Regions from separate parts of the Homo sapiens genome. Here region 1 is linked to region 2. Evidence: read pairs that join two places in POLR2A ChIA-PET (ENCODE). Cell type or tissue: MCF 10A. All regions are shown on one strand. Each heading gives the region's core, and the rest is flanking DNA. Links, peaks and the distances in the headings are about the cores only.

What was found. Peaks named below come from ENCODE experiments on the same cell type or tissue, not always from the same donor. Only the 100,000 strongest peaks of a DNase experiment are listed, where the experiment ranks them.
Region 1: POLR2A ChIA-PET joins it to region 2 with 5 read pairs; 12 of 35 experiments call an interaction of 5 or more read pairs at or near these places.

What each region holds. Positions count from the first base shown.
Region 1 is chr13:29,837,651-29,840,460 of GRCh38, reverse strand. The region is part of intron 1 of UBL3 (ubiquitin like 3); the gene reads left to right. Among named protein-coding and RNA genes, the nearest start is that of UBL3, 12 kb to the left of the region's middle. In MCF 10A, for the core only: no CTCF peak of the experiment used is centred there; no DNase peak of the experiment used is centred there.
Region 2 is chr13:30,113,743-30,116,552 of GRCh38, reverse strand. No RefSeq gene overlaps it. Among named protein-coding and RNA genes, the nearest start is that of LINC00365, 6.3 kb to the right of the region's middle. RefSeq lists a silencer at 1,410-1,759. In MCF 10A, for the core only: a CTCF peak has its summit at 1,375 (motif pointing right); a DNase peak (open chromatin) is centred at 1,412.

The DNA of each region.
Region 1 (2,810 bases), core at 174-2,673, 280 kb after region 2:
GAAATGCTTTTTAATACTCTGGAAGAATTTGTGAAGATTGATTTTATTCCATCCACAAATGTTTGAAAGAATTCACTGGTGAAGCCCTCTGGAGTTTTCTTGTGAAGATTATTGATTGTATTTCGTCAGTACATAAAAAGCTATTCATATTTTCTATTTCTTTGTCAATTTTGACAAGTTTTGCTTTTCAAGAGATTTGTCCATTTTGTCTGAATTTTCCAGTTCAGCTTAAGGTTTTTGTGTGTGTGTGTGTATCCTTTTATAATTGTTTTGGTATTTGTAGTATCTATGATCTCTCCTTTTCAAAATCTGCTTATTGTAATTTGGGTCTCTTTGTACGCAGTCTTTTCAGAGTCCATTTTCAGATAAATGTTGTTTTTAACTTTTTACTGATTTCTGCCTTTACCTTTATTTCTTCTATTTAAAAAAATGATAATTTTCTGTACTTTTAAAAGTTTTTTGAGATGAGTACTTAAGTCATTAATTGTCAGCTTATTTATTTTTTAAAATCTTCTTTTTTTTTTTTTTTCCCCCGAGACGGAGTCTCACTCTGTCGCCCAGGCTAGAATGCAGTGGCTCCATCTCTGCTCACTGCAAGCTCCGCCTCCCGGGTTCACGCCATTCTCCTGCCTCAGCCTCCCGAGTAACTGGGACTACAGGCACCCGCCACCACGCCCAGCTAATTTTTTGTATTTTTAGTAGAGACGGGGTCTCACCGTGTTAGCCAGGGTGGTCTCAATCTCCTGACCTCGTGATCCTCCCGCCTCAGCCTCCCAAAGTGCTGGGATTACAGGCGTGAGCCACTGCGCCCGGCCTATTTTTTAAAATCTTTTTAAGAGATGGGGGTCTCACTGTGTTGGCCAAGCTGGTTTCTGAACTCCTGCGTTCAACTGCTCCTTCCTCCTTAGCCTCCCAAGTAGCTGAGAATACAGATGTGCAGACCACTGTGCCTGGCTCCTTTGTGGGGTTTTTTTGGAATATTTTTGGAATTTAAAAAATGTATATGAAATTCCCTCTAAATGCAACTTAGATGGATCTTACAAGTTTGTTGTATATTATTTTTATTATCATTCAATAAAGCATATTTTAAAACTTCCCTTGTGCTCTCAGCATTTGGGGATTTTCTAGCTATATTTTTGTTATTGATTTCTAGTTTGGTGTCTGTTGTGGTCTGGAATCATTCTATGATTTCACTTGTGGGTAATTTGTTGACACTTGCTTTATGGTCAGTTTTAGAAAATTGACAGTGTGCCATATATAGCAATTAAATTTATTAATCATGTTCAATCTATTGTATCACACTTGACTTTTTTTGTCTTTTTTAAATCACTCAATTGAGAAACTTGTGTTAACATTGCCAAATATGTGAGGATTTGTCTGTATGTTTTTAGTTCTCTCAAATTGTGCCTCATATTTGGAGGCTAAGTTATTAGCTACAAATAAATTTATGATTGTTCTGTCTTCCTGTCTAGTAACATTTTTTGCTTTAAAGTTTTTTTCCAGAGGGGATGTTAATATAGCATTCTTTTTTTTTCTATCCATTTCCTTTAAATCTCTCTTCGTCCTTATACGTAAGATGAATCTCTTTAAGCATCATATAGTTGGGTTTTTGCTTTTTTACTAAGTTTGATAATCTCTGGTTTACCTTTAATGTAATTACTGTACCACATTATTTGGGTTTGAATTTACAGTTTTGCAATTTGTATTTTACTTCCATCATTAAGTCCTTTATAACTTTCCCTTCCATTTTGTTTTCTTTTGGATTAATCAAACAGTTTCCCATATACCTTTCTCTCAGCTTCTCTGTTATAAATTCTTTTACTATCTTTACTGGTTAGCATAGAGATTACAATGTTCATCTTTAACTTTTTTGTCTGTCATAAATTTTTGCCTTTGCCACTTCAGGGTAATGGAATGGCCTTTTAATTTAATTCCATTTACCCCTCTTCCAGTCTTTGCTTTGTTTTCAACCCCAAAGATGTCATTATTATTATTGTTAAAGTAATTATAACAGTGGTAATAAGAGTAATGTTGTTGTTAAAATAATCATTGCTCATTTCACTTTGTCCTCAAATTTACCTTTCTGGAGGTCTTCATTTCTTTCTTTTTGATTGTATGTGCATCTGGGTAATTATCGTTTTATCCAAGGAACTTTTAGTGCAGGTCTTCTGGTAATGAATTCCCTGTTTTGGTTTGCCTGAAAATGTGTTCATTTTACCTTCACTTTTAAAGGGTCCCTACTTTATGCACCTTCAAGATGTTATTTTATCATCACCTGGCTGCCACTGTTTATGTTAACTCAGGCTTTTGATTTTATTGTTACTCCTTTGAAGTTAATGTGTTTTCCTTTGGCTGTTTTAAAGATTATATCTTGTCTTTGGTTTTCACCAATTTTACTATTGATGTGCTCTTGTGTAGCTTTTTTTTTTGTAATCTACATAAAGCTTGTAGAGTATCTTGAGGTCCTGAGTCAATCTTTGGCTTACTATCTTTTGTCATTTGGGAATTAGCTAAAATTATTATTATTATTATTATTATTATTATTGAGACAGAGTCTTGCTGGTGTGCAGTGGTGCAATTTCAGTTCCCTGCAACCTCCGCCTCCTGGGTTCAAGTGATTCTAGTGCCTCAGCCTCCCTAGTAGCTGGGATTACAGGCGCATATCACCACGCCCGGCTAATTTTTGTATTTTTCATAGAGACGTGGTTTTGCCGTATTGGCCAGGCTGTTCTCAAACTCCTGGCCTCAAGTGATCCGCCTGCCTCAGCCTCCCAAAATGTTGGGATTACAAGCATGATTACAAAGTGTTG
Region 2 (2,810 bases), core at 63-2,562:
GAGGACAGTCTCCACGCTGCTGCTGCCGAGTGCTGATGAAGAGACTTCCTCTGAGGCCGGCTCGGCCCTGAGCCTCCCAGGAGACCCACCATCTGTCTTAGCTTCTCTGCCTCTCCCGGTTTTACAAGAGGTGGGAAACCCAGGCCCAGAGGGACACAACCCAACCTTGCTGATTTGGTCTACAAAGGATCTGTCAATTTACTTTGCAAAGTAAGTCATTGGTATTTACTTTCTCCTCCTCCTCCTTCTTTTGCCGTCCATTCAGAAATGTCTGAATGATCACTGCTGCGTCAGCCTCTGTGAAATTCAACTCTGTACACAATCAACAGAACAGATGTCCACACAGAGTAAGTTACAAGAGGGAGTCCATATCACAAAGCTAACTGCCTGACTTAGATGGCTGAAATTCCCAGGCATTTCCACATTTATACATTGTATTCGGGGAATAAAACAAAAGGCTGCTGCTAAGGTCTGAATGTTTGTGTCCTCTCAAAATTCACGTTAAAACTGAACTCCCAAGGTGATGGCATTAGCAGGCAGGGCCTTTGGGAAGTGATTAGGTCACCCTGATGAACGGGATTAGTGCCCTTATAGAAGAGATCCCAGGGAACGCTCTTCCTCCTTCTCCCAGGTAAGGACACAGCTAGGAGGCACCATCTATGAACCGGAGAGCAGGCTTTCCCCAGACACTGAATCAGCTGGCACCTTGATCTGGGACTTCCCAGCCCCAAGAACTGTGAGAAATCAGTTTCTATTGTTTATAAGCTACCAGTCTAGGGTATTTTGCTATAGCAGCCTGACTATAGCAGCTGGATTAGGATTGCCATTTAGAGTTATAAGCTTTTTCAGATGTTCATATAAAGACATTTTACTTATCATTTGTTTTCATTAAATTAAGTAAATAAAAATTTTTAAAGTTACTCAAACTGTGTTCTATGGTGCTTTAATTTAACTTTCTTATTCATTACCCTACTTATTCATTCCTTATTCCAGATAAAAGCCTTTGTGAAGGTCAGTGTTATGTATTTAATATATTTAAGAAAACGTTGCATTTATAACTCATTCATTCCTTGCCAAAGTATCCGTGGTTCCAGGAGAAAGAGCCAACGCGGCTATATTTGCCCCGCAGACAAGTAAGTGTTTCGTTGCCATTGGGTTCACGACATGCAGGTGCATAACATTCTCTGCCTGCACTTTCCGGGCCTTACTTACCATTCTTCCTTTCTATCGCATCTCCTTTCTTTCATTCCTTAAGCCTGTGGGAATCCTGCCACCAAGCCCTCTGATGGGAAAATGCGTCCACTGTTTTCTTTAGCTGAAAACTACCCCTAAACTACTGAAGGGGAAAGCCCAGCGCTGGGGAACCGGTGTCCGCCAGGGGGAGCCGTGGTTTCTGTCTGGGGACGCAGCGCTCCGGGCCAGCACCTGGCTGCGACGGCTGCGCGGGGACGCAGTGCGCGCGCCTCACGCGCCGCGAGCTGACTCAGGCTTGCAGGTTGCAGCGGCGCTCGCCTGCCTGGGCGCTGCGGCTCGCGGGGTGCCGGCCTGCAGCCAGGGGCACGGGGCCTGGCGCAGAGCCAGGCGACGAGCGACGGGGGCTTGAACCAGCTTGGGCCCCGCGACCTGCCCCGGCCGGGGGTGGACGGCGCGGCGCCGGGCAGCGAGCACCTGGGCGGGGACGCGCTCGGTGAACGGGGTCACAGAGTCACTAATGGCTCCCGCCACCCCCGCCGCCGCCGCCGCCTCCCGCAGCCGCCCGCGCGGCGGAGGAAATGGACCTGCCAGAGGATTGATCTCCCTGGGAAATGGCTGCGTCGGCGCTGCGGTTCCAAGGAGTCTGGCAGCCTCGCTGCAGTGTCCTTCCAGAGCCATCCCCTGCAGCCCTCGTGCCTCTCTGCCCTTTTTTTCCTCTTACAAAAACAAAATGTTTCTAAATTTCCAGCCAGGGGGCCCTATCCTCAATAGATCTGTCATTCACTGGGGCCCTTGAAATCATGGGTCATTGCAAGCAATTTTCTAAACTTCGTTTTTAGCTGGGGAAACTCCCCAGGGTCTGTGGTCAAGGGAGAGCAGGGGTATTTAAAAGCTGACCCTTGTAACCCACTGCTCTCCCTTCTCCTTTGAAGATAAAGGGAGGGCGGGGTTCTGAACACTGACTCGAGGAAGTTTGGGAATTCTCGTGCCCACGTTCCTGCTAAGGAGTGGCTAGTGGAGCGTGAGAGCAGTTACTGTGAGCCAGACCCGTGCTAAGCCCCACATTGAAGGCATTTCGTGCTCCAAGGAATCCGATCACTCTCATTTTACAGAGGACAAAATCAGGGCTCAGCGAGGCCTGGTCATTTGCCAAAGCTTACACACCTAGGCTCTGCCAGAGGCACCCTTGTCACTTAACTCCCCGACTGAGTCCCCTTAACCTCCACCCAGAGAGGAGAGGTTCCCGGAGTGGTTTAAGAGATAACAACTCCCCTATTGACGGGGGCGAGGAGTAGGCAAAGTGGGATCCCCAAGCCATTGCCAGAGACTTCCGGGTTCAAGAGTGGTTCAAGAGTCCTTGTGTACAAAAAGAGCAGATAAAGAGTTTGCTTCAGGCACTCTCAGCATCAAAGTCACCTAACATTTGCCCAGCTTAGGGGGTGGGGGGAGTTTGGGGGGTATATCAGTTTGCTAGGCATAGTATAATATCATAGACTGGGTGGCTTAGACAACAGACATAGATGTTCTCACTGTTCTGGAGGCTGGACGTCCGAGATAAAGATGTAGTCCGGGCGTGTTTCTCCAGGGCCTCCTTGGCTGCCTTTTGCTGTGTGCTC